2 separate regions of the Homo sapiens genome follow, and region 2 is linked to region 1. The links are chromatin loops, found by intact Hi-C in ENCODE. Cell type or tissue: HCT116. All regions are shown on one strand. Links, peaks and the distances in the headings refer to the core of each region. The heading gives the core; the rest is flanking DNA.

Region 1 (16,545 bases), core at 7,640-11,639:
TACACATGTAATCCCAGAACTTTGGGAGGTCAAGGCAGGCTCCCGGTTCACCTGACCTCAGGAGTTTAAGACCCACCTGGACAACATGAGAAAACCTCATCTCTATTTTATTTTATTTTATTTTATTATTATTATTTTTTCTTTTTATTTTGAGATGGAGTCTCGCTCTGTCGCCCAGGTTGGAGTACAATGGCATGATCTTGGCTCATTGCAACCTCCGCCTCCTGAGTTCAAGTGATTCTCCTGCCTCAGCCTCCTGAGTAGCTGGGATTACAGGCACATGCCACGATGCCGGGCTTATTTTTGTATTTTTAGTAGAGACGGGGTTTCACCATGTTGGTCAGGCTGGTCTTGAACTCCTGACCTTGTGATCCACCCGCCTCGGCCTCCCAAAATGCTCAGATTACAGGCGTGAGCCACTGTGCCCGGCCCCCCATCTCTATTTTAAAAAAAAAAGAAAGAAAAATCAATCAGAACTTCTGGAAATGAAAGACACACTGGCTGGGCGCGGTGGCTCATGCCTGTAATCCCAGCACTTCGGGAGGCCAAGGCGGGCAGATCACAAGGTCAAGAGATCAAGACCATCCTGGCCAATATGATGAAACCCAGTCTCTACTAAAAATACAAAAATTAGCTGGGCATGGTGGTGAGCGCCTGTAGTCCCAGGTACCAGTGAGGCTGAGGCAGGAGAATCTCTTGAACCCAGGAGGTGGAGGTTGCAGTGAGCTGAGATCATGCCACTGCACTCCAGCCTGGTGACAGAGTGAGACTCCGTCTCAAAAAAAAAAAAAAGAAAGAAAGACACTCTTACAGAATTACAAAATGTAATGTAGTAGAAAGTTTTAACAATAGACTAGAACAAGTAGAAGAAAGAATTTCAGGCTCGAAGCTAAGGCTTTTGAACTAACCCAATCACAAAAGGAAAAAAAAAAGAATTTGAAAAATGAACAAAGTCTCCAAGAAATATGAGATTATGTAAAATAGGCAAAGGTAAAAATAACTGGTGTTCCTGAGGGAGAAGAGACAATAAAAAGTTTGGAAAACTTACCTGAGGGAATAATTGAGGAAAACTTCCTGGCCTTTGGCTAGAGATTTAGATATACAAATATAAGAAGCACAAAGAACTCCTGGAAAATTCATTGCAAAAAGGTCATCATAAAGGCATATAGTCGGTCAACAGGCTCTCTAAAGTTAACATGAGACTGGGCGCAGTGGCTCACGCCTGTAATCCCAGCACTTTGAGAGGCCAAAGTGGGTGGATCACCTGAGGTCAAGAGTTTGAGACCAGCCTGGCCAACATGGCAAAACCCTGTCTCTACTAAAAATACAAACATTAGCCAGACATGTTGGTGGGCACCTGTAATCCCAGCTACTTGGGAGGCTGAGGCAGGAGAATCACTTGAACCCGGGAGAAGGACGTTGCAATGAGCCAGGATCACGCCACTGTACTCCAGCCTGGGCAACAAAGCAAGACTCCATCTCAAAAAATAATAATAATAATAAACCCAAGGTAAAGGGGTGAAAAAAGATATTCCACACAAATGTAAAGCAAAAGTGAGCAAAAGCGTTAAAATCTGACGGATAGGAGACAGGACTAATGTGGAACTCCCACTTGGACAGACAGAACAGCGTGTGGAGACTCACACCGTGAACTTTTGCTCCAAGAACCACTCACTGCAGGAGCGTACCAGGAAAACTGAAAGAATTCACAGACCCTTTGAAAGAAGCAGCTGGCCACTGCAGTTCCAAAAGTGTGAGAGAGGGAAAAGTCTGCCTCCAAACACATATCCTCACTGGGGAACCTGAAAATCCAGATCATGGGAGAAGGATTTAGCTTTACCTAGAGCCGAACTGGATTTAGTGAGCTAAGCAAAATATAAAAGTAGAAGAAGCAGTGGAAAGAGCCCTGCAGGCACTCCCGGTCTCCGGCAGGTGGGAAGGGGCAAGGCTGGAAAGCCCTGCTTGCTTTCTCAGTGGAGTTATGCCCTGGGGTGAGAGTGCAGCCCTATAGGCTGGCTGCCTGGATATAAACTTGGTGCTGTTAGTGGGGCACAACAGGAATGAGGTTGGCCTTGCTGGCTGTGTGGGAGCTAGGTGAAGCCTGTCATTGCTGGCTTTCCCCTACTTCCCTGGTGACCTGAATGACACAACAGAGGCAGCCATAATTCCCCTTGGAACATAATCCCATTGGCTTAAGAACCACCCCATCCCCCATACTGGCCACAGCAAGTCCTGCCCTGAGCTCAGACCCACCTAACCCTGCCCCTACCTGATGGTTTTTCTCTACCTGCCCAAGTAGCTGAAGACAAAAGACATAAATGCTTGGGAGCTCAATGGCCCCACCCATAGCCTGAGAAACCTGAATATTTATCCATAAATGAAGGGGAGATAAAGTATTTTTCAAACAAGCAATTGCTGAGTGAATTCGCCACTACCAAGCAAGCACTACAATAAATGCTAATAGGAGTTCTAAATCTTGAAACAAAAACCTCAAAATACACCAAAATAGAACCTCCTCATAGCATAAATCTCACAGGGCCTACAAAACAATAACACAATGAAAAAAAAAAAAAAAACAAGGTGTTCAGGCAACAACTAGCATGATGAATGGAACAGTAACTCACATCTCCATACTAATGTTGAATGTAAATGGCTGAAATGCTCCACTTGAAAGATACAGGATGACAGAATGCATAAAAACCCACCAACCAAGTATCTGCTGTCTTCAAGAGACTCACCTAACACATAAGGCCTCACATAAGCTTAAAGTAAAGCAGTAGAAAAAGATATGCAAAAGGAAACTATGTTTCCATGCAAAAGGAAACTAGAAGCCAGCAGGAATAGCTATTCTTATATCAGACAACACAGACTTTAAAGCAACAACAGTTTAAAAAGACAAAGACGGACATTATATAATGATAAAAGGATCGGTCCAACAGAAAAGTATCACAATCCTAAAGATATATGCACCTAACACTGGAGCTCCCAAATTTATAAAATTACTACTAGACCTAAGAAATGAGATAGATGGCAACACAGTAATAGTGGGGGACCTCAATACTCCACTGACAGCACTAGACAAGACAGAAAGTCAACAAAGAAACAAGGGACTTTAACTATACCCTAGAACAAATGGACTTAACAGATATTTACAGAACATTCTACCCAACAACTGCGGAGAATACGTTCTTTTCATTAGCACATGGAACATTCTCCAAGACAGACCATATGATAGGCCCCAAAAAAGTGTCAGTAAATTTAAGGAAATCGAAATTATATCAAGCACTCTCTCAGAACATGGTAAAATAAAATTGGAAATTGGCTGGGCATGGTGGCTTATGGCTGTAATCCCAGCACTTTGGGAGGCCAAGGCAGGCAGATCACCTGAGGTGAAGAGTTCGAGACTAGCCTGGCCAACATGGCAAAACCCCATCTCTACTAAAAATAGAAAAATTAGCCAAGCATGGTGGCAGGTGCCTGTAATCTTAGCTACTCAGGAGGCTGAGGCAGAAGAATCACTTTAACCCAGGACACAGAGGTTGCAGTGAACTGAGATGGCGCCACTGCACTCCAGTCTGAGCCAGAGAGTAGGACAAGGAAAGGAGAAAGGGTAAAGGGGAAAGGGGAAAGGGGAAAGGAAAGAAGAAAGGAAAGGAGAAAGGAAATTGGAAATTAATTCCAAAAGGAAGCCTCAAAACTATACAAATACATGGAAATTAAATAATCTGCTCCTGAATGACCTTTGGGTCAACAATGAAATCAAGATGAAAATTTAAAAATTCTTTCAACTGAACGATAATAGTGACACAACCTAGCAAAACCTCTGGGATACAGAAAAAGCACTGCTAAAAGGGACATTCATAGCATTAAATGCCTAAAAATGTCTGAAAAAATCACAAACTGACAACCTAAAGTCACACCTCAAGGAGCTAGAGAAACAAGGACAAACTAAACCCAAAGTTAGCAGAAGAAAACAAATAAAGATTAGAACAGAACTAAATAAAATTGAAACAAAAAAATTTACAATAGATCAATGAAACAACTGGTTCTTTGAAAAGATAAACAAAATTGATAGACCATTAGCAAGATTAACCAAGAAAAGAAGAGAGAAGATCGAAATAAGCTCAATTAGAAATGAAACTGGAGATATTACAACCGATACCACAGAAATACAAAAGATTATTCAAGGCTACTATGAACACCTTTATGCGCACAAAGTAGAAAACCTAGAGGATATGGGTAAATTCCTGAAAATATACAACCCTCCTAGATTAACTTGGGAAGAAATAGAAACTCTGAACAGACCAATAACAAGTACTGAGATTAAAATAGTAATTAAAAAAAAAACTACCAACAAAAAAAGTCCAGGACCAGATGGATTCACAGCTGAATTCTATCAGACATTCAAAGAAGAATTGGTACCAATCTTACTGAAACTATTACAAAAGATAGACAAAGAGGAAATCGTCCCTAAATCATTCTATGAAGCCAATATCACTCTAATATCAAAACCAAGAAAGGATATATTGAAAAAAGAAAACCACTGACCAATATTCCTGATGAACACAAATGCAAACATCCTCAACAAAATACTAGCTAACCAAATCTAACAGCATATCGAAAAGATAATACACCATGATCAAGTGGGTTCATAACAGTGATACAGGGATGGTTTAACATATGCAAGCCAATAAATGTGATACATCACATAATCATAGTTAAAAACAAAAATGATATGATCATGTCAATAGATGCAGAAAAAGCATTTGAAAAAATCCAGTATCCCTTTAGGATTAAAACCACCAACAAAATCAGCATAGAAGGAACATAGCTTAAGGTAATAAAAGGCATCTATGACAAACCCACAGGCAACATGATACTGAATGAGGAAAAGTTGAAAGCATTTCCACTGAAAACTGGAACAAGACAAGGATACCCACTTTCCCCACTTCTATTCAACACAGTATTGGAAGTCCTAGCCAGAGCAATCAGACAAGAGAAAGAAAGAAAGGGCATCCACATTGGTAAAAAGGAGGTCAAAGTGTCGCTGCTTGCTGATATGATTGTATACCTAGAAAACCCTAAAGATGCATCCAAAAAGCTCCCAGATCTGATAAATTCACTAGGCCGGGTGTGGTGGCTCACGTCTGTAATCCCAGCACTTTGGGAAGCTGAGGCAGGCGGATCACCTGAGGCCAGGATTTCGAGACCAGCCTGGCCAACATGGCAAAACCTCGCCTCTACTAAAGATACAAAAAATTGTCAGGCGCAGTGGCTCATGCCTGTAATCCCAGCACTTTGGGAGGCTGAGGGTGGGGCGGATCACTTGAGGCCGGGAGTTTGAGACCAGCCTGGGCAACATGGCAAAACCCCGTCTCTTCTAAAAATACAAAAATTAGCCAGGTGTGGTGGTGAGCACCTGTAATCCCAGCTACTCGAGAGGCTGAGGCAGGAGAATTGCTTGAATCCAGGAGGTGGAGGTTGCAGTGAACTGAGATCACGCCATTGCACTTCAGCCTGGGTGACAGAGCGAAACTCCATCTCAAAAAAAAAAAAAAAATACAAACAATAAGCTGGGCATGGTGGTGGGTGCCCATAATCCCAGCTACTCAGGAGGCTGAGGCAGAATTGCTTGAACCCGGGAGGCGGAGGTTACAGTGAGCTGAGATTGAGCCATTGCACTCCAGCCCGGGCAACAAGAGCGAAACTCTGTCTCAAAATAAATAAATTAAATAAATATAAATAAAAATAAAAAAATAAATTCAATAAAGTTTCAAATTACAAGATCAATGTACACAAATTAGTAGCACTGCTATGCACCAACAGTGACCAAGCTGAGAATGAAAGCAAGAACTCAACCCCTTTTATAACAGCTGCAAAAAAATAAAATAAAAATACTTAGGAATATAGCTAACCAAGGGAGAAATATACCTAACCAAGGAGGTGAAAGCTCTCCACAAGGAAAACTACAAAACACTGCTGAAAGAAGTCATAGATGACATGAACAAATGGAAACACATCCCCTGCTTATGGGTGGGTAGAATCAATATTGTGTAGATGACCATATTGCCAAAAGCGATCCATAAATTCAATGCAATTCCCATGAAAATACCGTCATCATTCTTCACAGAACTAAAAAAAAAAAGCAATCCTAAAATTAATATGGAATGAAAAAAGAGCCCACATAGCCAAAGCAAGACTAGGCAAAAAGAACAAAGCTGGAGGCATCACATTACCCAATTTCAAACTATACTACAAGGCTATAGTTACCAGAACAGCATGGTACTGGCATAAAAATAGGCACACAGACCAACAGAACAGAATAGAGAACCCAGAAATAAAGCCAAATACTTACAGTCAACTGATCTTCGACAAAGCAAACAAAAATATAAAGTGGGGAAAGGACACCCTATTCAACAAAAAGTGCTGGGATAATTCACAAGCCACAGGTAGAAGATGAAACTGGATCCTCATCTCTTACCTTATACAGAAATCAACTGAAGATGGATCAAAGACTTAACTCTAAGGCATGAAACCATAAAAATTATAGAAGATAACCTTAAAAAAACCCTTCTGGACATTGGAATAGGCAAAGAATTCATGACTAAAAGCCCAAAAGCAAATGTAAAAAAAGCAAAAATAAACAAATGGGACCTGATTAAACTAACAAGTACCTGCACAGCAAAAGAAATAATCACGAGTAAACAACCCACAGAATGGGAGAAAATATTTGCAAACTATGCATCCAACAAAGGACTAATATCCAGAATCTACAAGGAACTCAAACAAATCAGCAAGAAAAAAAAAACAAATAATTCCATCAAAAAGTGGGCAAATGACAGACATTTCTCAAAAGAAGATATACAAATGGTCAATAAATATATGAAAAAAATGCTCAACATCACTAATCATCAGGGAAATGAAAATGAAGACCACAATGAGATACCACCTTACTTCTGCAAGAATGGCCATTAAGAAAGCCAAAAAACAATAGATGTTGTTGTGGATATGGTGAAAAGGGAATACTTAACACTGCTGGTTGGAATGTAAATGAGTACAACCTCTATGGAAAACAGTATGGAAAATTCTTAAAGAACTAAGCATAGATCCACCATTCAATCCAGCAATCCCACTACCAGGTGTCTACCCAAAGAAAAAGAAGTCATTATATCAAAGGCAGCTGCATACATATGTTTATCACAGCACAATCCACAACTGCAAAGATATGGAACCAACCTAAGTGCTCATTAACCAATGAGTGGATAAAGAAAATGTGGTAGATAGCCAGGTGCAGTGGCTCACACCTGAAATCCCCGCACTTTGGGAAGCCAAGGTGGGCAGATTTCCGGAGCTCAGGACTGACCTGGGCAAGATGATAAAACCCCATCTCTACAAAAAATTAGCCAGGCATAGTGGCACATACCTGTATGTTAGGGGGTTGAGGTGGGAGGATTGCTTGGGCCCAGGAGGTCGAGGCTGCAGTGAGCCATGTTCATGCCACTGCACTCCAGCCTGGGTGACAAAGTGAGACCCTGTCTCAAAAAAAAAAAAAAAAAGTGGTATATATACACCATGAAATACTACTCAGTCATAAAAAAGAATGAAATAATGTCTTTTCAGAAACTTGGGGCTGGGCACAGTGGCTCACACCTGTAATCCCAGCACTCTGGGAGGCCAAGGCAGGTGGATCACCTGAGGTCAGGAGTTCAAGACCAGCCTCGACAACATGGTGAAACCCTGTCTCTACTAAAAATACAAAAATTAGCTGGTTGTGGTGGTGCATGTCTGTAATCCTAGCTACATGGGAGGCCGAGGCAGGAGAACTGCTTGAACACAGGAGGCGGAGGTTGCAGTGAGCCAAGATCATGCCACTTCATTCCAGCTCGGGCAAGAGAGTAAGACTTCGTCTCAAAAAAAAAAAAAAAAAGCATGGATGAAGCTGGAGGCCATTATTTTAAGTGAAATAACTCAGGAATGGCAAACCAAATACCATATGGTGGGAGCTAAGCTATGGATACACAAAAGTATTCAAAGTGTTATAATGGATATTGGAGATTCAGAAGAAGGGAGGGTGGGAGGAGATAAAGAACTATATATTGGTTATAATGTACACTACTCGGGTATGAGGTGCACTAAAAATCTCAAAATTCACCACTATATAATTCATCCATGTAACCAAAAACTACTTGTACCCCACAAGCTATTCAAATTTTTAAAATATTAAAAATATAATACACAAGAAAAGGGTCAATAAATTTGACTACAGAACTATCTTGTACAGAAAATACATCCTGAACAAAGTCAAAAAGCTAACAAAATGTTTGGAAATCATCAAGTCATAAGAAAGTAGACGGCTAATTTGCTGACTTACAGCAGGGGTCCCTAACCCCTGGGCCATGGACCCATACTGGCTCATGGCCTGTTAGGAACAAGCCACACAGCAGGAGGTGGGCAGCAGGTAAGTAAGCGAAGCTTCATCTGTATTTACAGCTGCTCCCCACTGCTCACATTACCACCTGAGCTCTATCTCCTGTCAGATAAGCAGCAGCATTAGATTCTCATAGGACCACGAACCCCATTATGAACTGCATGTGCAAGGGATGTGGGCTGTGCACTCTTTATGAGAATCTAATGCTTGATGATCTGTCACTGTCTCCCAGTACCCCCAGATAGAATCATCTTGTTGCAGGAAAACAAGTTCAGAGTTCCCACTGATTACACACTATGGTGAGATGTATAATTATTTCATTATATGTTACAATGTAGTAATAATAGAAATAAAGTGCATAATAAATGTAATGTGTTTGAATCATCCAGAAAGCATCCCCCGAACCCCGGTATGTGAAAAAATTGTCTCCACAAAACCAGTCCCTGGTGCCAAAAAGGTTGGGGACTGCTAGCTTATAGAGCTTATAAAATTCAGCTTTTTTTTTTGAGAAAGATGTGGTCACAGGTGCTGGAGAGCTCTGGTCTGCCACTCCCGCTCATGACTCAATGCTGTTCACTCTCACTGAGGAACAGGTCAGTAAGGAAGCTGTGCCACATCCATGGCCTTTAAAGATACCAGAAAAACAGCTGTGGAGCCAGGGGTGGTGGTTCATGGAATTAGAATAAAACCCCTGGAGAAGGTGTGTGCTGACTTGATCACAGGCAAAAAGTTTAAAAATCTCAAGTAAAAGGACCAGTCTGTATGCCTACCAAGACTCTGAAAATCACTACAAGAAAAACTCCTTGTGGTGAAAGTTCTAAGGCACTGGGATGGTTTCCAGATGAGAATCCAAAAGTGACTCACTGACTTGCACAGTCCTTCCAAGATTGTCAAGCAGATTATTTCCATCAGTGTTGCGCCAGGAATCGATTCTGAAGTCACCAATGCAGATGTTTAAGTCAACTATTTTAATAAATTAATTGGCCGGGCGCGGTGGCTCATGCCTGTAATCCCAGCACTTTGGGAGGCCAAGGCGGATGGATCACAAGGTCAGGAGTTCGAGACCAGCCTGGCCAAGATGGTGAAACCCCGTCTCTACTAAAAATAAAAACTTAGCCAGGCGTGGTGGCAGGCGCCTGTAGTCCCAGCTACTCGGGAGGCTGAGGCAGGAGAATTCCTAGAACCTGAGAGGCGGAGGTTGCAGTGAGCCGAGATCGTGCCACTGCACTCTAGCCTGGGTGACAGAGCGAGACTCCATCTCAAAAAAAATTAATTAATTAATTACCAGTTGTTAAAGAAAAAAGAAAAAGAAAAATGGAGCCGGGCGTGGTGGCTCAAGCCTGTAATCCCAGCACTTTGGGAGGCCAAAGTGGGCAGATCACGAGGTCAGGAGATTGAGACCATCCTGGCTAACACAGTGAAACCCCATCTCTACTAAAAATACAAAAAAAAAAAAAAAATTAGCCGAGCATGGTGGCGGGCGCCAGTAGTTATAGCTACTTGGGAAACTGAGGCAGGAGAATGGCGTGAACCCGGGAAGCAGAGGCTGCAGTGAGCCGAGATTGCACCACTGCACTCCAGCCTGGGCAACAGAGCAAGACTCTGTCTCAAAAAAAAAAAAAGAAAAATAGAAAACCCTTCAGAGTCCAATGCGCAGAGAATACGAACAGACATTTCACAAAAATAAATATAAATTAAAATAGTCAAAAATTATCTAACAATATGACTATCTCAACTGAAGAATGCAAATTGAAGCAATGGAGACATATTTTTCACTGATCAGATTGGGAAAAATTTTAAAGCTTAAGAGCATCCAGACAGCATCAATAAGGAACTGGTTGAAGAAATTAAAGTCCATCCCTACAGTGGAATATTATATAGCCATTAAAAAAGAATGCAATAAGAGGCCAGGTGGATGGGCCAGGCACGGTGGCTCACGCCTGTAATCCCAGCACTTTGGGAGGCCGGGGCAGGTGGATCACAAGGTCAGGAGTTCGAGACCAGCTTGGCTAACACAGTGAAACCTCATCTCTACTAAAAATACAAAAAGTAGCCAGGCATGGTGGCACACACCTGTAGTCCCAGCTACTCGGGAGGCTGAGGCAGAAGAATCACTTGAACCCGGCAGGTGGAGGTTGCAGTGAGCCGAGATTGTTCTACTATACTCCAGCCTGGGTGACTGAGCAAGATTCTGTCTCAAAAAAATAAAAATAAAAATAAATAAGAGGCCAGGTGGCTCATGCCTGTAATTCCAGCACTTTGGGAGGCAAAGGTAGGAGGATTGCTTGAGCCCAGGATTTTGAGACCAGACTGGACAACATAGTGAGACCTCATCTCTACAAAATATAAAAAATTAATTAGCTGGGCATGGTTGCTCATACCTGTAGTCTTAGCTACTCAGGAGGCTGAGGCTGGACAACTGCTTGAGCCTGGGTGGTTGAGGCTACAGAGTTGTGACTGTGCCACTGCACTGCAGCCCGGGCAACATAGTAAAACCCCAGCTCTACCAAAAAAAAAAATTAAAATTAAAAATATTAGCCAAGTGTGTTGGCATGTACCTGTAGTCCTAGTTAACTTGAGAGGCTAAAATGGGAAGATTGCTTGGGCCCAGGAGTTTGAGGCTGCAGTGAGCCATGATCGCATCACTGCACTTTAGCCTGGGAGACAGAGAAAGACTCTGACCAAAAATAAAAATAAATTTAAAAAATGACCTTTGACTTGGGGGTTAAAAAAATAAGATCTGTATTGTCGATATGGAAAGATCACTAAGACATAATATTAAGTGATAAAGATGGAAAAGAATATATATATCTATCTCTTTGGTATTTTTAAAAGATACATATGTAATGGTACATGCACAAAAAACGTCATTATAAGAAGCCATTTTTACTAGCTACTTTTGTGCAGAATGACCAGGTGTTAAAGAAGACAAAGGTTTAACATTTTTCATTTTGTATCTTTCTGTATTAATATAACAAATAGCAATTGTGATATTGTTTGAATTCTTATTATGCATATATTTCTATTTCTGAAATGTCAACAGGAGTTAACTGGTGAATCAAATTTGGTTTGCTACTTTATGTTGCTCTGTATTTTTCAAATTATTTTTTGTAAAAGTCTACTCTAAGGTATTGTTTTTCAAACTGCATCTTATGACCCATTAGTGAATCATGAAATCCATCTATTCAGTTGAAACCAGCATTTCCCCCACCCTACCCCCGGCAAGTGAAATAACCTGAACTGGACTAAAATAGAAAATAATTGAAAACACCAGTGCACATCATAGATTATGAGCAAGAAAGAGCCAGACCAAGAATAGGCAAGCTGACTCAAAGTTTGAAAACCACTGCTCTAAGATATTATGTTAGCAGTACTTTGAATAGGGTGCTTAGGGAAATATATTAATTATGTTATAATTAATATTTCAAAACCAAGAATGATTTTATGTTAAATGGAGTTTTTATATGTCAATTCTTAGTATGACCAATTTCAAAAAATACTATTAATTGAAATGATAATGGAGAAAATACATAATTTCTGAAAATTCAGAGGCAAAACTCTAAAAGGACAGCTATACAACATACACTGATTTGAATGAAACTGAAAAAATGAACCTGCCAGGCACAGTGGTTCACACATCTAGTCCCAGCACTTTACCAGGCCAAATAAGGAGGACTACTTGAGCCCAGGCATTAAAAACCAGCCTTGACAACACAGGGAGACCTTGTCTCTACAAAAAAATTTTAAATTAGCCAGGTATGGTGGCATGCACCTGTAGTCCCAGCAACTCGGGAGGCTGAAGTGGGAGGATTGCTTGAACCCAGAAGTTCAAGGCTGCAGTGAGCTATGATCACACCACTGCACTCTAGCCTCATTGACAGAGCAAGACCCTGTTTCTAAAAAATAAAAATTAAAAATGAACCTATATACATATATTTAGAATAGTCCCACATTATAAATTATACACATTCATGTCTTTGGAATAGATAAGCTTGAAATTAAAGTTAGAGTGTTTACCTATGAAGAGGTCACCAAAATAATAAATTTTTAAAATGCTAGGCTATCTGAAAATTCCAGAATATTGACAGAAGACCACATAGTTCAAATATACATACAACAATAATCAGGGCATGCATTTTAAGTTGTTGTTTTTGGTGTCAAAGGATGTGTTTGTTCTGATTACAACACAATCTATTGCCCAATCTCCTGTTTGGTCAAGACAGATAACTCCAAAATGACTAGCCAGGATTGGGAACATAGTTCAGTCAATAATTAAGTAAAATTAAAGGACTAGTGGAGTATGAAATCAAAAGACTTTATTTTCATTAACACAGCAACCAAACCATGTACTGTGTATTTTGCAGTCAGAGCAGCCTTGGGAAGCCCTATCTTTTTTTAATTTCATGAACCCCAATGTCATGTATCTTTACTACTTACCTTACATTATCTTTTTCTCCCTTTTATCCAACTCTCCACCCCTCCTCCCCACCAACCCTTGTCTGCTTTTTACTTCCTTTGTTCCTTTCCATTCATTAAATCCATTACTCTTAATGATCTCTCACTCTTCCAAATCCCTATGGGGATTATCTATACCACTCATTTGGAAGTCAGCAAATGATCTCTTGTATTATTTATCTTTTTTATACATAACCTATTTTTACATACACTTATATTAACTATTTGGTAAAGTGTAAAGTCATTCCATGTTATGAATGCAGTCAATATCAACAAATCTTTTTAGTTATCTTTTTAAGTTCTCATATAACCCAGAAGTCAAAAGTTGTTCAGGGCATGTGTTCTACAACTATATAGATTCAGGTAATCTACACGTGCCCCAGGACTGTGGGATCATAGGCCAAGGCTAATTCTGGAAGCAATGAGAGGGAGATGGAGGGAGGGAGAATAGGACCTGGCATGGGCAATGGCAATAAAAATAGAAAGGAGGGGTTAGATAAAAAGAGGGCAAGAAAGAGTGAATAGGATTTAGTAATTGATAGGCTGAGGGAAAATGACCCAGGATGGTACAAGCAACCAAAAAGATGGTGGTACAATTTAGAGATAAGGAAAAGCATTACAGGTTTAAGGTGTGAAGAAATGTAGTTTTTTTTTTTTTTTTGGAGATGGAGTTTCACTCTTGTCACCCAGGCTGGAGCAATGGCACAATCTCAGCTCACCGCAGCCTCTGCCTACCAGGTTCAAGCAATTCTCCTGCCTCAGCCTCCCGAATACCTGGGATTACAGGCATGCGCCACCACGCCCGGCTAATTTTGTATTTTTAGTAGAGACGGGGTTTCTCCATGTTGGTCAGGCTGGTCTCAAACTCCCAACCTCAGGTGATCCACCTGCCTCGGCCTCCGTAAGTGCTGGGATTACAGGCGTGAGCCACTGCGCCTGGCCAGAAATGTAGATTTTAGTATCAGATGTGATGAGCTCAAGATGTTCATGGGGCATACAGTTAGTGATCCTGGTTATCTGGATCTGAAGCTCAGGAGAGAGTGCTCAACTGCAGGTAAAGAACTTGGGAGTCATAAACATAGAGAAGAGATTGCCCAGAAGCATTGTAAGGGAGCAAATGGGAAGGGCATTCAGGAGAGAGCTCTTTTGGAAAATAAAAACATTATAAGCGTCTGAAAAAGAGCTATTTAAGGCACAGGATTACACAGACTCCGAAGGTACGTTCACAGAAGCGAAGCATCCTTCTCTCAGGAGAGGATATTGTTATGAAAACCAAGAAAGATTACCTTCCTCCCAGAAGCGGAAACAGATAACAATTTCAGTATTAAGAGAAATATCTCAGCAAATTAACACAGGAACAGAAACCAAATGCCACATGTTCCCACTCATAAGTGAGAGTTGAACAATGAGAACATATAGCCACAGGGAGGGGAACATCACACACTGGGGCTTGTCAGGGGTAGGGAGCAGGGATAGCATTAGGAGAAATACCAGATGTAGATGATGGGTTGATGGGTGCAGCAAACCACCATGGCACATGTATACCTATGTAATAAACCTGCACGTTCTACACATGTATCCCAGAACTTAAAGTATAATAAAAAATAAAAATAATAATAATAAAAAAAATCTGGACCTTAACCTGTTTTGTTTTCTTGTTTGTTTGTTTGTTTTTGAGACGGAGTCTTGCTGTCGCCCAGGCTGGAGTGCAATGGCGTGATCTCTGCTTACTGCAGCCTCTGCCTCCTGGGTTGATGTGATTCTTCTGTGTCAGCCTCCCGAGTAGCTGGGATTACAGGCGCCCACCACCACACCCAGCTAATTTTTGTATTTTTAGGAGAGAAGGGGTTTCACCATGTTGGCCAGGCTGCTCTCAAACTCCTGACCTCAGGTGATCCACCTGCCTCAGCCTCTCAAAGTGCTAGGATTACAGAAGTGAGCCACCGTGCATGCCCAGCCAACCTGTTGTTTACAACAATGTCAACAGCATGCTGGGTAACACTGTTGTTTTTTTTTTGTTTGTTTTTTTTTTTTTGAGACAGAGTCTGGCTCTGTCGCCCATGCTGGAGTGCAGTGGCGTGATCTCAGCTCACTGCAAGCTCCGCCTCCCAGGTTCATGCCATTCTCCTGCCTCAGCCTCCTAAGTAGCTGGGATTACAGGCGCCTGCCACCACGCCCAGCTGATTTTTCTATTTTTAGTGGAGACAGGGTTTCACCATGTTAGCCAGGATGGTCTTGATCTCCTGACCTTGTGATCCACCTGCCTCGGCCTCCCAAAGTGCTGGGATTACAAGCGTGAGCCACCGCGCCTGGCCCACTGGGTAACACTGTTGATAGACTCTTCCAGTTTTGCCAGAGTAACATTGTGGGACACTCCTGTTTGAAATTTTTGAATAGTACCCATACCCTTGATGTCTACAATATCACCTTTCTTGTAGATTCACATGTATGTGGCCAAAGGAATAACTCCACGTTTTCTAAAAGGCTATATTTTTAAAGAAAATATAGCAGTGCTACTCCTCTTTCCCTTTGTCAATTTGGCAAAGTGGAAGATGGCAGTTCTGGCCAGAAGACATTATTTTTACATCTCTCTTTTACAGTTAAAAAAAAAAAAAAAAAAACTGAGAAGGCAGCCGGGCACGGTGGCTCACACCTGTAATCCTAGCACTTTGGGAGGCTGAGGCAGGCCGATCACCTGAGGTCAGGAGTTTGAGACCAGCCTGGCCAAACAATGACAATCTTTTAGTAGAGACGATGGTGAAACCCCATCTCTACTAAAAATACAAAAATTAGCCAGGCGTAGTCACACATGCCTGTAATCTCAGCTACCTGGGAGGTTGAGGCAAGAGAACCACTGGAACCCGGAAGGCAGAGGCTACAGTGAGCCAAGATCTTACCACTGCACTCCAGCCTGAGTGACAGAGGGAGCCTCTGTCTCAAAAACAAACAAAACAAAACAAAAAAACTGAGAAGGCTGAAAGGCTAAGTACACAGCCAATAAATGGCAGAACAGGCATTAAAACACATCTTTGGATACCTGGATACCTGTATCCAAAGATGTGTTTTACCAGGATACAGATCATATCATCTATCTGTATATGCACACAAACATACAATATTTTCACTAAAAAATGGGAACACACTAACCACATAGTTTTGTAACCAGCCCTTTTTCACTTAGCATATTGTAAACAACTTTTCTGTCAACAAATACCTATCTACAACAGCAGTTTTAACAGCTGCATAGTACTCCACTGCCAGGGTATGAAATTGCTTTAAATAGTATATTTCAGCCAGGCGCAGCAGCTCATGCCTGTAATCCCAACACTTTGGGAAGCTGAGGCAGGTGAAATCACCTGAGGTCAGGAGTTTGAGAGCAGCTTGGCCAACATGGTGAAACCCCATGTCTACTAAAAATACAAAAATTAGCTGGACATGGTGGCAGGCACCTGTAGTCCCAGCTACTTGGGAGGCTGAGGCAGGTGAATCTCTTGAACCCGGGAGGCAGAGGCTGCAGTGAGACGAGATCATGCCACTGCACTCCAGCCTGGGCGACACGGTGAGACTATGACTCAAAAATAAATAAATAGTATGTTTATGTTACTCTAATATTATAGTATGTTTTTTAATATTATAAACAATGCTATAATGAATAGTGTGTA
Region 2 (14,416 bases), core at 185-4,184, 180 kb after region 1:
TGGGTAAGAACAGTCCTAGAAAACGAATAACAGAAGTTGTCACTTTGGCTTTTTAAATGTTTGAGCCCTTAAATAATAGTAAGTACATGTTCTTAATAAAGGGAAGAAGATTTTGTTCTCCCCAAGTTCTTGGCGGTTTGGCTGTTTAGAGCTTCCTGAGTCAAAGTGGAGAGAGGAGGAAGAGGCTTTTTACAAAGCAGCCTGCTTTCTTTAAATGTTTAAGAACCCTTTTTACTTTGTACTTTAATCAGCCCAAATTGTTTTACTGCTCCAGTGTGGCTTTTAAAATCATGGCCAAAGTTAAACTTTGAAGGACAAAATATTCCCTTGTGTAGATGATTTAGTGCCATCCATTTTGTGGACATGTAACATTCATTGAACAACTATTGGTAGTACACTGCCACATTGTAACTGTTGTAGATAAAGCAAGTTAAGCAAGAACTGAAAAATATGTTGATTTAACTAAGGTCCCGTGATAACCTTCGTTGGAACATTTTTCAGTGACCACTCAAGTGGTTAGGTTATTTACCAGGATGTTTAAAAAAGCCTGAAATAGTAGGTGTTCCTTGAATCACCTAAAATCAACAGCCTAGCAAAGAGAGTATCATGGACGGAGTCCGGTCGGTGGGGACATGGGGCCAGCCCCAGAGACCCCAGGGAAGGATAATCGGTCATCTAGAAGAATAAAGCGTGACATGTTTTACTCAAATGACGTGATTAAGTGCATAGCCTCTGGAATAACAAGATTTGAATTCAAACAGCATTTAATAGCTGTGTGAGCTGTTTCCTCATCTGTAAAATGGAGACAATAATGGTACATAGCTCATGGAAGTTGTGAAGAATAAATAAGTTAATATGTTATATGTAGTACGTAAACTGTTATCTTTAACACTTTAAAGACAGGATCCCTCTATAGCCCAGGCTGGAGTGCAGTGGCAGGATCATGGCTCACTGCAGCCTTGACCTCCTGGGCTCTATTAAGATGTGAATAAACTAAAAGTAGGTTAAAAGATGAACAGATGGAATTAAACAAATCTGTTTATAAAGCATAATAAACATAGGGACATAAAAACGATTAAGAGAATGAAAGGCTTAAATGTCCAAAGAGAGCATTAGTATTGATGCTAAAGACAAGGATAACAAGATAAGGATATGAGGGAGAAAAAAATCCTGGAAAAATAGCTTTCCAAAACTAATGCAAGAAGAAATGGAGAACCCAAAACAGTCCTAGAACACCTAAATAACTTGAATCAGTCAATCATCTAGGCCCAGATGATTTCACTGGAGTGTTCTGTATAATTCAAGGGAGAAAATATCCAACTTTTTTCACGCATTCTTCTGGGAAACAACATACTTCCCTCGGTTTTCTCATCCCAAAGTCTGAAATATTTTTTTCTCCTACACGATATTTACCTTTCATATTTAGATCTGCAATCCATCTGGAATTGATTTTGTGTGTGGTGTGAGGGAATACACTTTAAACAAACTTGGCTCATCAGTCCAAGCTTTAATGCTTGGAATCTTTTCTGAATGTACACCTTTTTACTAAACACTGCTTCCCTCTTGTAGACCATTTAAGATATTTTATCTTAAGTGAACAAATTATGTAATACTGAGAAATTTAACAAAGAAAAATCTTTTATGATATAGCTTGGGTTAAACAATACTGTTGGAGAAAAGCAGCAGTCCAGGTATATCCAGATGAATAAAGGACAATTAAGGGAGAGGCGGTTTCTTAGGGGTAACCTGCAGTTTTCTCTGATTTTTCAGATTTTACGGATGTTGAATAAAAATCAGTGACCATTTAAAAAATGGTTTAGTTGTTGGATCAAAGTGCTGTAACAAACAAAAGCTTTTTATAAGACATGGCAGCTTTAGGGAGGGTGAGAGTAGTAAGAAGGAAATCTGTTAGAAAATAGAAAATTTTGCTGAGAAAAGAATGATTTTTCAGGACTGGAAATCCTATTACTGTGCTTTACTCAGATTTTATAAACTAAAACATAATTTTTAGTAAAGGATTGGGGCAGTTGTAAAGATAGTCATACCTCAGCTTAACTTTCCCCAAACTCATGACTTATTTGACTACATCATTATGCAGCATTATTGCAATATCAATAATTTACATTGAAGGAATTTACAACCCGTTGCCAAAAAACCTTTTAGTGTAATGTTTCAGAGTAGAAATGCTTCCTGCTAAAGAATAAAGCTTCTCGTTACATTCCTCCCAGCAGTTTCAAAAAGGTTTCATGGCTGGGCTTGGTGGCTCATGTCTAATCCCAGCACTCTGAGAGACCAAGGAGTTTGAGAGCCCAGTCTGGGCAACATAGTGAAATCCTGACTCTACAAAAAAAATTGAAAAATTATCTGTGCGTGCTGGTCCATCCTGGTGCGTGTCTGCATCCCAGCCACTCGGGAAGCTGAGGTGGGAGGATTTTTTTGAGCCATTGGGGGATCGAGGCTGCAGCGAAATGAGATTGCACCAGTGCGCTCCATCTGGTGGCAGAGTGAAACCCTCTCAACAACAACGAAAATATTTCAACTGTTGTTTACAAACCATGTATCTTTAAGAAGCACATGTTGAAAGTAGCAGAAAACTGAGAGGAGTATCCCGATTTGGGGTAAAAATTTGAGATAGAGAAACAATAATGTGATGATAATAGGTTCATATCTTTGAACAAAAGGGAGGAGGCTTATTTCTCAGGTTATCTGAATTCACTGCCGCAGGAAGGCACCCTCAGAATCTAACTTCTGGTCAGTCTAGCTTTACTCAAGAATGATCTGGTTTTAGGATGCCTTTTACCTAAAGACTGCTTACTACCTGGGGTAGAGGCACCCTGATGAATGTACTGTAATGAGAGCCTCTAAAACAGACCTAAAAATATGAGGTAAGAGCAGAATTGAGAAGCTGCAGTGACTTTGGATAAATTACCTGAACTCTGAAACCAGCTGGTTTTACATTAGGAAGTAATGAGTAATCTAATGACCTGGAAGCTTTTCAAATAAAAATTTGCAGGCATCATCCTCAGAAAGTGTCTGACCTAACTGGGTATGGGAATAGCATCTATGTATTGAGTTTTCAGGTGATTAGAGCATAACCCTGCACTAATGGGATCCTTCTGTATTTAAGTTCTTGGTCTTTTTTTTTTTTGGACAGTCTCAGTCACCCAGGTTCGAGTGCAGTGGTGCCATCTCAGCTCACTGCAACCTCCGCCTCCCAGGTTCAAATGATTCTCCTGCCTCAGCCTCCCTAATAGTGGGTACTACAGGTATGCACCACGATGCCTGGCTAATTTTTGTATTTTTAGTAAAAGACAGGGTTTCGCCATGTTGGCTAGGCTGGTCTTGAACTCCTGACTTCAAGTGATTGAGCCATCGCCCCTGGTCCCTTTGTCCATTTTTTAATCACTTTTTGTTGAGTTGTGTGTAGGTGTGTCTTTTGCTTTGGATATTGACCCCTTATGAGGTGACTTGCAAGTATTTTATTCTGTAGGTTGTCTTTTCACTCGTTTCTTTTGATGTATAGAAATGTTTACATTTTAGGTTTTCAAGTTCCATTTGTCTGTTTTTGATTTTATTGTATGTCATATCCAAGAAATCATTGCCAAATGTAATGCCCTGAAGCATTTACCCTATGTATTCTTCTAGGAGTTTTATTCGCTGTTAATGTTTAGGTTGTTGATCCATTTTGAGTTAATTTTTGTTTATGATGTAAGGTAAAAGTCCAACTTAATTTTGTTTGCATGTGGACATCCATTTTTTCCCAGCACTATTTGTGGAAGCGATGTTTTTCCCTGTTATGTAGGCTTGGGACTCTTGTTCAAGATAGTTGAGCTCAGTCATTTACTTCTTTTTTTGAGACACGCTTGTCTTGCTCTGTCTCCCAGGCTGAAGTGCAGTGGTGTGATTTTTGGTGCACTGTAGCCTCCGCCTCCTGGGTTCAAGTGATTCTCCTGCCTCAGCCTCACGAGTAGCTGGGACTACAAGCCTGCGCCACCACACCTGGCTAATTTTGGTATTTTTACTAGAGGCGGGTTTCGCTATGTTGGTCAGGCTGGTCTTGAACTCCTGACCTCAAGTGATCCGCCTGCCTCGGGCTCCCAAAATGCATTTAATCAGGCGACATAGAGAAGTCTTGTTATAATATAATTATCTTGTCCCTGTAGACATTTCTAAATTCTATTTTTATTAGACCTCAGCCTCTAAGAAAATGTTTTAAATATAAAATGTGGCATGCCACTAAAGTGTTGTTTTTCAGACATACAATTTGTGTGCTGTTATTAATATAGAACATCTATTTTTCTTTGGGATCATTTATCATGATCTCTGATTATATTTAATATTTTAGTATCTAGTCTTTAAGTGAAATTAGGGTATCTCAACCTCAGCATTCTTGACATTTTGATTCAGATAATTCACTGTTGTCAATGACTATCCTGTTAATTATACCGTGTGTAGCAGTGTCCCTGGCCTCTATCCACTGCATGCTGGCAACACCACCACCACCCCAGTTGTGATAAAAAATGTCTCCAAATGTTGCCACATGTCTTCTGGGTGGCAAAATTACTACAAGTTGAGAACCACTGAGTTAGATCAGAGAGGTGGCATTTAAGATGAGAAAAAGGAATTCAAATCAGGAAATACTCAATCTACATATTTCTTTGTGTTTTATAACCACCTAAGAATTGTGTGCTTCGGGCCAGGCATGGTGGTGCATGCCTGTAATCCCAAATCCCAGCACTTTGGGAGGCCGAGGCGGGTGGATTGCTTGAGGTCAGGAGTTCGAGACCAGCCTGGCCAGCATGGTGAAACACCTTCTCTACTAAAAATACAAAAAAAAAATTAGCCTGACATGGTGGCAGATGCCTGTAATCAGTCCCAACTACTCGGGAGGCTGGGGCAGGAGACTTGCTTGAACCTGGGAGGCGGAGTTTGCAGTGAGCTGATAGCATACCACTGCACTCCAGCCTAGGTGACAGAACAAGACTGCATCTCAAAAAAAAAAAAAATTGTGTGCTTGAATAGCTTTATAATAATTTCTAATGACTAGATCAGTATTACGTGAGCTGTAATGTGAACAAATCCCAAAATCATCTTGCTATCTTGCTTCTCTTGATTCTGCTTTATATCCATCAATTTGATTTATTGACTCTTTAAATAGCAAGGATTGCCAAATAGATCAGTTTTATAAATAGTTTATAATAGACTAGTGCTTCAAAGTCTCAGTTTGTAGTGTACTTGGGAGTGAAGCAGAGACAAGACCACTATCACTACTGAGCCTGATAAAACATTCTAGCTTAATACTATCTTTTCTATTTTTGACACACAGTCTCACTCTGTCGCCCAGGCTGGTGTGCAGTGGCACGATCTTGGCTCACTGCAACCTAATTTTAAAAATGGCTCTGTCGACTGTATAAAGCACTTTGTCTTTTCCATCATTAATTTGATCAGAAAGCAGACCACTGAAAACCTTTCCTCCAAAACAAGAGTCAGCAAACTTTCTGTAAAGGACTAGGGAGTAAATTTTAAATTTTGCAAGGCAGACAGTCTGTTGCAATTACTCAGCTCTGCCCTTATAGGGAGAAAATAACCATAGTCAATGTATAAATGAATGGGTGTGGCTAGGTTCCAGTAGAGCTTTATTTACAAAAGCAGGCCATTTTTTCCCACAGAAATGTGATAGAAATAATTTGTGCTGAAATTTTCAGCTGTTGCAGAGTTTTTCACCTCTTTTATGTACATGTATAGCATTGTATTGACTACTTTTTTCTTTCGTCTATTTTGCCCTCTGATTTATTTTTCTTGAGCTTAGTAGCTCTGGTAAATGCCTTTATCATCACTAGGTTGATAGACAGTTTAACTGTTTGTCCTAGGTTGCTTAAAGTAATTGCTTTCTTTTGATACTATGATTGAAAAATTCTGATTACCGGAGCATTACTATTAGTTGAGGAAAGGTTTGAATGGAGAATTTTATTAACTGATGATGAGTGAGTATAAGAGCATTTTGAAGCCAATGGGTTGGCACGTGCCTATAATCCTAGCACTTTGGGAAGCTGAGATGGGAGGATCTCATTAGCCCAGGAGTTTGAGACCAACCTGGGCAACATAGGGAGACCTCATCTCTACAAAACAATTAAAAATATATTAGTAAGGTGTAGTGATACATGCCCTGTGGTCCCAGCTACTTGGGAGGCTGAGGTGGGAGGATCTCTTTGAGCATGGGAGGCCAAGGCTGCAGTGAGCTGTGATTGTGCCATTGTTCTCCAGCCTGGGTGACAGTGAGACTGGCTCAGAAAACAAAAGGTTATTTCTCTGCCATTACAGAAGAAGCATGCTACACTGTCTTCTCTTATTAAAATGCAATTAATAAACCCTGGACAGAATGCATTGTTGAGCAGCTATCCAAGGACTCTGAGAAGTAAATTTTAGCAGGTGAAATGGAGAAGAAAGCCAGAACTTTAAATTCCACTGAACCAGCAGTGAATTTCCTGTTTTTTTTCCCCTGTGGTATCTCCTCGCTGATTTCTCCTGGGCTTGCCAGAAACCCAGAACTGAAAAGTAGGGGCAGGCAAAAATAGTTCCAAGAAAGGCTCTCTAGTTCTCCTCTGCAAAGAAAGAATGAGAGGCCCCTTTGAATCAGAGTGGAAGAAATCTCTTTTTTGCTTTTGTTTTGTTCTATTCTGCCCCAATCCTCTTGTAGGCCTTTAGCAGCTGTGGCAGTTAGGCAGATGTCTAAAACAACGAGAGAAGGGAATCATTTTTTGTTTGTTGTTTGTTTTTGAGACAGAGTCTTGCTCTGTAGCCAGGGCTGGAGTGCAGTGACACGATCTCGGCTCACTGCAAGCTCCGCCTTCCGGGTTCATGCCATTCTCCCGCCGCAGCCACCCAAGTAGCTGGGACTACAGGTGCCCGCCACCATGCCCAGCTAATTTTTTTTTTTTTTATTTTTAGTAGAGACGGGGTTTCACCTTGTTAGCCAGGATGGTCTTGATCTCCTGACCTTGTGATCCTCCTGCCTCCCAGAGTGCTGGGATTACAGGCGTGAGCCACTGCGCCCGGCCAAAGCCCTATTTTTATAGGTAGTGGATGAAGAAGAGTCCTTCCCCTATCCCCTATGTGAGTCAGGCATTGTCAGAGAGATTATGGAAGGTTGAAGAAAGTAAACCTATAAAGTTTTATATGAACACTCCTTAGCCATTTTGCATGGATCTGACCCTAAACAGCACATCAGAGGCTTTGAAAACTAGAATACACAATAGACTGCCTCTCCAGGGCCAGCCTGGCCATTGGGTGGCAAATAAGTGGGGCAGATGCAAATAACATAGCAAAGGAGTTCATAACAAACCTGACACTGGAACCATAACACAACCTAGAAACATTGAGTAAAAACTTGAAGCCTAAACCAAACCAGATTGTCTGCTGAAAGTTTTTAAAAATCAAGACCTAGAATGATGTAACATGTCAAAATATCCAGGATGCCATCCTAAATTAGTCAACATACTCAAAACCAGGAAAATCTTAACATCTCAAAGGAAAAGACAGCAGACACCAACCTCAAGGTGACATGGACCAAGACTTTAAAGTATCTGTGCTACAAGTTGTAAGGGTGAATACTTTGTTTTAAGAGAGGGTCTTGCTCTGTTACCCTGGCTGGAGTGTAGCGGTGTGATCATGGTTCACTGCACCCTCCATCTCCTGGGCTCAAGCAAACTTCCCACATCAGCCTACCGAGTAGCTGGGACTACAGACCTGCACCACCACTCCCAGCTGCCTTTTTTCTTTTTAAGAGACTGGCTATTGCTATGTTGCCCAGGCTGGTCTTGAACTTCTGGTCTCGTGATCCTTCCTTCTTGGCCTCTGAACCACAGTGCCTGGCCACAACAGCCTTTAAAAAAAGAGAAAACAAAAATAAGAAAGGAAAAGACTGTTACACTGTTTAGTTCAGCCATGGAACGTGTTTAAAAGTCTTAATAGAAATGGTGAATATAACTGAGAAAGGGAGGGTGGGATTTGTTAGTGCGTCCAGTGGGTAAAAAGGAGTATGTGCAAGAATAAGTTATAGTGGGAAGTCAGTAGGTGATGACTTAAGCAGGTAGCATTATTGATGGACCTGAATTAGATAAGCTCTTTAAAAATCTGAAATTGTAATGTTTCTAATACTTAAATCATAGTGGATATTTTTATTTACCTTCATATTCAGGAATGGGAGTCTTAATAGTAGATAATTTTTGCAAGGATTTTGTAAATTTATCTTAGTCAAGTGAAGCAGGATTTCATTCCCACGAGTAGTTTGTTTATTTTTTTGAGATGGAGATTCACTTTTGTCGCCCAGGCTGGAATGCAGTGGTGCGATCTCGGCTCACTGCAATCTCCATCTCCCGCATTCAGTCTCCTGCCTCAGCCTCCAGAGTAGCTGGGATTATAGACGCCCACCACTACGCCCAGCTAATTTTTTGTGTTTTTAGTAGAGATGGGGTTTCACCATGTTGGCCAGGCTGGTCTCAAACTCCTGACCTCAGGTGATCCATGCGCCTCGGCTGCCCAAAGTGGTGGGATTACAGGCATGAGCCATTGTGCCTGGCCAAGTTTTTGTTGTTTTTGTTTTGTTTGTTTGTTTTTGAGACGGAGTCTCCCTCTGTTGCCCAGGCTGGTATGCAGTGGCAAGATCTCAGCTCACTGCAACCTCCACCTTCAGGGTTCAAGTGATTCTTCTGTCTCAGCCTCCCGAGTAGCTGGGATTACAGGCGTGTGCCACCACACAAGCCAGGGGTAATTTCAAGGGTTGTCACAGTATATATCCCACATATGTATTCTTTCCATATATGAACAAATTGTTAGCACCCTTTTTAAAGAACCTTAAAACTTTTTAGTAGCTCTTTTAAAAAAGTTGCTTAGTCATGTTATAGTCTAATACAGGAACTCAGCTCTGTAATCATTAGCAAGCCTTTCACATTAAAGATTTTTGGATGGGTATTGGTACGCAGATGGGTCAGTAACAGTTTCTTGTAGCAAAATGGTGAGACAGGCACAAAATTCTACCAGGCATGTTTGGTGTTGTGTTTGCTTTTTAATACAAACGAATAAAAACATTTTGCTGTTGGATTTCGCTCAAAAGGTCTTATCTGGTTAACAAAAGATTTGCCGGCTGGGCACGGTGGCTCATGCCTGTAATCCCAGCACTTTGGGAGGCCGAGGCAGGCGGATCACCTGAGGTCAGTAGTATGAGACCAGCCTGGCCAACATGGTGAAACCCTGTCGCCACTAAAAATACAAAAATTAGCCAGGTGTGGTGGCACGTGCCTGTAATCCCAGCTGCTTGGGAGGTGGAGGTTGCAGTGAGCAGAGATCATGCCACTGGACTCCAGCCTGGGTGACAGAGCAAGACTCAGTCTCAAAAAAAAAAAAAAAAAGATTTGCCATTTTTATGAGTGTAGAGCAATGGCCTGTCAGATATCATAAGGCTTAAAAATTTTTCTTCTTTTTTTAAAGACCAGGGTATTACTCTATCGCCCAGCCTGGTCTCAAACTCCTGAGCTTAAGCCATCCCAATCCCAAAGTGCTAGGATTACAGGCGATTCTCCTGCCTCAGCCTCAGCCTCCTGAGTAGCTGAGATTATAAGCACCTGCCACCACGCCCGGCTAATTTTTGTATTTTTAGTAGAAACAGGGTTTCACCATGTTGGTCAGGCTGGTCTCAAACTCCTGACCTCAAGTGATCCACCGCCTTGGCCTCCCAAAGTGCTGGGATTACAGGCGTGAACCACCACGCCTGGCCTAAAAAATATTTCTGGCAAACAGCTGGGCATGGTGGCACATGCCTGTGGTTCTAGCTACCTGAGAGACTAAGGCAAGAGAATTGCTTGAGCCTGGGAGGTCAAGGCCGAAGTGAGCTGTGATTGCACCACTGCACTTCAACCTGGGCGACAGAGTGAGACCCTGTCTCAAAAAATAATATCTGTCATGTTAAGCTGTTCCATGGAATTACATTGTCTTTTTATAATGGGCACACTAATGAAAGAATGAACACTTTCCTAATTCTATTCTCAGGCAAATTAAGACTAGTTTCTTCATGTCCATATGACCTTCATTGCTATGGTTGCTTGTACTGCACATTTCCTGTTAAACGGGCTTTCTCATTGCATTTGGAGAGCTGCGTAGTATTCCCAAAATCTTCTAGGTATGCTTGTAATTGGCAGTCATTCCAGTTTTTTGTGAGTGCTATAAGAGTAACATCACTCACTGTGTCCCGACAGACAGGCTTTTAAATTTCTATGCCAATTAGATTGGTAAAATTATGCTCTTCTTTTTTTTTAAGTGTTTCTTAAGGTTAAAAATCTGCACATTTTATAGACAAAGTATCCCATTGAATTTCTGTAATCATTGATTAGTTAATGGTTTACCTTGGTTTATGGACCTTTGAACATTTTTTTGCCTATTTTTCTTTAAGTAATTTGTAAATACATAGTATAATGACCAATTTTTGTTTCATATATAGCATAATATACCTATCATTTATCTGGGTGTGTCAATATAGATTATTTTGAAAGAAACTAAAAGTTGGTGTACAATATTAATTAAAAATGTGGTCTTCATGAGAAAAAGTGTGAGCTTTGTAATTTTTATGAGTAGGTGGGTACTATTGTGGATTAATCGTAACTTTTTTGTTAAATGATAGATCTGAGTGGGACATACTTTTGAAGGATGTGCAATGTTCAATCATAAGTGTGACAAAAACTGACAAGCAGGAAGCTTATGTACTCAGGTAAGTCCTGTAAAACAAGTGTTAGGTAGCTAATTTCAGTCCTAATCATAATGTGAAACAGTTAAGTTCCTCTCAGTTGTAGTTCTGGGGGTTTTTTTGTTTTGTTTTGTTTTTTTGAGACGGAGTTTCAGTCACCCAGGCTGGAGTGCAATGGCGCCATGTCAGCTCACTGCAACCTCCGCCTCCTTGGTTCAAGCAATTCTCCGGCCTAAGCCTCCTGAGGAGCTGGGATTACAGGCACCTTCCATCATGCCCGGCTAATTTTTGTATTTTTAGTAGAGACGGGGTTTCACCATGTTGGCCAGGCTGGTCTTGAACTCCTGACCTCAGGTGATCCATCCACCTCGGCCTCCCAAAGTGCTGGGATTATACACGTGAGCCACCGCGCCCAGCCTTTTTTTTACATTATTCTTAAAAATATGGTATAAAAGGAAACATTTAGTGTAACGTGGATGTTTCTAGGACATAGGTTTTGAAGCCTCACCGGACAGTTCAAGGTGTTTGCCGTCTTTTCCTCCCAATTGGTAAAGAAGGACCTCTTAATTAGAAGTTCAGGCAAAGGGAAAGTTAGCTTCTCTATACAAATACAGTTGTCTAATTGGTATATAAAAGCTCATCACCTTTTTTGTAGTTGCAGAGTTAATTTATTCCATAAATACTTTTAATGCTTATAGTATATATTGTGATGGGCCTTGCTGGGGGATACTGGACTAAACAGCCCCTCCCCCCCTTTTTTTTTCTGAGGCGGAGTCTCAGTCTGTCCAGGCTGGAGTGCATTGGCGCAATCTCCTCTCACTGCAACCTCTGCCGCCCAGGTTCAAGCGATTTTCTTGCCTCAGCCTCCCAAGTAGCTGGTATTACAGGCGCCTGCCACTGTGCCCGGCTAATTTTTGTATTTTTAGTAGAGACGGGGTTTCATCATCTTGGCCAGGCTGGTCTTGAACTCCTGACGTGGTGATCCACCTCGGCCGCCTAAAGTGCTGGGATTACAGGTGTGAGCCACTGTGCCTGGCCTCTCTCTTTTTTTTTTTTAAACTAAGTTTATATTATGAATATACGAATGTTTATCAAAATGCTTACCATGTGCCAAGCCCTGGGGATGTTTTGTATACTAGAAAAGGAAAAGAATAATGTGTTACTTGCTTCCTTGAGATCCTAATATTTAAAAGTACTAGCCAAAATTGTAAATGATAATTAAATTGGTTGATTGCACCCTCAGTAGTACATTAGTATTGTTATAATATTGTGACTTTTTTCAACTGCAGTGAGAGTAGCATGTTTGTCTCCAAGAGACGTTTCATTTTGAAGACATGTGGTACCACCCTCTTGCTGAAAGCACTGGTTCCCCTGTTGAAGCTTGCTAGGGATTACAGTGGGTTTGACTCAATTCAAGTAAGTAAGCAAACATTTAAATATTTTTCAGGCATAAATGTTAGCGTTCTTATCCTGTAATATGCGAAGTAAATAAATTTATATACTTACTGCCTTTGTTACAATGCATGCAAACACGTGGTAAGGTGTTCATACCTTAGGAAGAGATCTGATTCTCAAGAACAGCAGAAAATAGGAAGCAGAGAATGAGTTAGGATGAAATTCAAATGGGAGAAAGAAATGAAGAAGCCAGACACTTCCAGTAGTTAATTTCTTAACATGGCTACTTATAATAATAGAGAAATGGTAAGAAAAGAAGGAAAAGCAAGAAAAATGTCGTTACTGAAATTGTCCAGTCTTTATAATGAAGAGTTAGGATGAAGAGCAACAGTCAGTATTGAGTTAAATTCTTATACTTTTCAAGAACTAAGGTGTTTTTACCTAGGGTATAATTTTCTGATTAGCAGTTGTTACATTTTATTTATTTTTTATTTTTTTGAGATGGAGTTTCGCTCTTGTTTCCCAGGCTGGAATGCAATAGCACGATCTCAGCTCACTGCAATCTGCACCTCCCAGGTTCAAGTGATTCTCCTGCCTCAGCCTCCCAAGTAGCTGGGATCACAGGTGCCCACCACCATGCCTGGCTAATTTTTTTTGTATTTTTAGTAGAGACGGTGTTTCACCATGTTGGCCAGGCTGGTCTCTTAACTCCTGACCTCAGGTGTTCCACCCACCTCAGTCTCCTAAAGTGCTGGGATTGCAGGCGTGAGCCACTGCACCCGGCCTGAATTTTAATCTTTAACTTCATAAGGAAAGGATGGATTGTCATTAGTACTCAATACAGTTTTTGTTGTTATGAATTGATCCTTGTAAGAAATCTAAAGCAATGTGTGCTTAACCGATGCTTAAAACTAATATGTTATTCCCCCCAAATTTTTGCTTATATGACTATTAATAAGCTCAGTTTAGAAACTACTGTTCTAGAAAGGAATATACTTGGTGTTAATAGTTGTTATGACCCATCATCACTAGACTGGGCTTTTTAAAAAAAAGAGAGAGAGAGAGAGATGGGGCCTCAGTATGTTGCCCAGGCTGGACTCCTGGGCCAAGTGATCCTCCTGCCTCCTAATAGCGAGACTACAGGCATATGCTACCATGCCAAGCTAAAATATTTGAGTTTTGATTTTGCCGAGTTTTTGATATGTGGACAATAGTTGATTAGCTTCGAAAAGTGATAGAATTCTACATCTAAAGTCATCTTTTTTTTTCTTTCTTTTCTTTTTTAATAAAGAGCTTCTTTTATTCTCGTAAGAATTTCATGAAGCCTTCTCACCAAGGGTACCCACACCGGAATTTCCAGGAAGAAATAGAGTTTCTTAATGCAATTTTCCCAAGTAAGTTTAAATAAAATATAAACCTGTTGTCTTCTTAAAGATAGAAAGTGCAACCTCAGAGATCTTTCTATATGAGAGCATACTTATGCATATATAGCATTCTACACACACTAATACTTGCTTTTCTTGTGGGTTTTTTGGTTTGTTTTAGACAGGGGTCTCATTCTGTCACCCATGCTGGTGCAGTGGTGTGATCACAGCTCACTGCAGCCTCAACATCCCAGGCTTAAGTGATCCTCCCACCTTAGCCTCCCAAGTAGCTGGGGCTACAGATGTTTGCCACCCCACCTGGCTAATTTTTTTTTAATTTTTAGTAAAGACAAGGTTTTGCCATATTGCCCAGGCCGGTCTTGAACGCCTGGGCTCAAGGGATCCACCTGCCTTGGCCTCCCAAAGTGCTAGGATTACAAGTGTGAGTTACTGCACCTGGTCCATATTTACTTTGACTTAGATGTTTTGGGAGTACAGTAGTGATCTTTATATAGCTTGTAATTCAAAATATGCAGAATTTATAAAGAACATTAAAATATCAGATAAAATATTTTTAGTTAAGATTAATAGCTTATTGCAAATTATGTATACACATGTAAAAATAATTGTGTATCATAAATCAGTGCTGTTTAAATGATGGAATTTTAAAATGTAGAATTGATCACCTGCCACCTCTGATTTTTCATACAGCATAGAGAGAGTTCATCTTCATCTGGCCATTCACTCTACTTTATGTCTCACTCAGTGGTTCTTTTTGCGTTTTTGTTTGAGACAAGTTTCACTTTGTCTCCCAGGCTGGAGAGCAGTGGCATCATTATAGCTCACTGCATTGTCAAACTCTTGAGTTCAAGCACCCAGCTAATTTTTATTTTATTTTTAGTAGAGATGGAATCTTGCTGTG

What was found. Hi-C counts contacts between places; a loop is a spot of excess contacts. Peaks named below come from ENCODE experiments on the same cell type or tissue, not always from the same donor. Only the 100,000 strongest peaks of a DNase experiment are listed, where the experiment ranks them.
Region 2: a loop joins it to region 1, with 3 times the contacts of the local background. A loop is called at or near these places in 6 of 110 quality-filtered maps.

The regions. Positions count from the first base shown.
Region 1 is chr6:110,691,515-110,708,059 of GRCh38, forward strand. The region is part of intron 2 of CDK19 (cyclin dependent kinase 19); the gene reads right to left. It also overlaps the pseudogene RPS20P18. Among named protein-coding and RNA genes, the nearest start is that of CDK19, 120 kb to the right of the region's middle. In HCT116, for the core only: no CTCF peak of the experiment used is centred there; DNase peaks (open chromatin) are centred at 9,277 and 9,653; H3K4me3 peaks cover 801 bases; H3K27ac peaks cover 1,750 bases.
Region 2 is chr6:110,876,833-110,891,248 of GRCh38, forward strand. It overlaps AMD1 (adenosylmethionine decarboxylase 1), which reads left to right. Exons shown (of 9, transcript NM_001634.6): 2 at 10,673-10,759; 3 at 12,025-12,151; 4 at 13,422-13,524. Among named protein-coding and RNA genes, the nearest start is that of AMD1, 9.3 kb to the left of the region's middle. In HCT116, for the core only: a CTCF peak has its summit at 2,517 (motif pointing left); no DNase peak of the experiment used is centred there; H3K4me3 peaks cover 206 bases.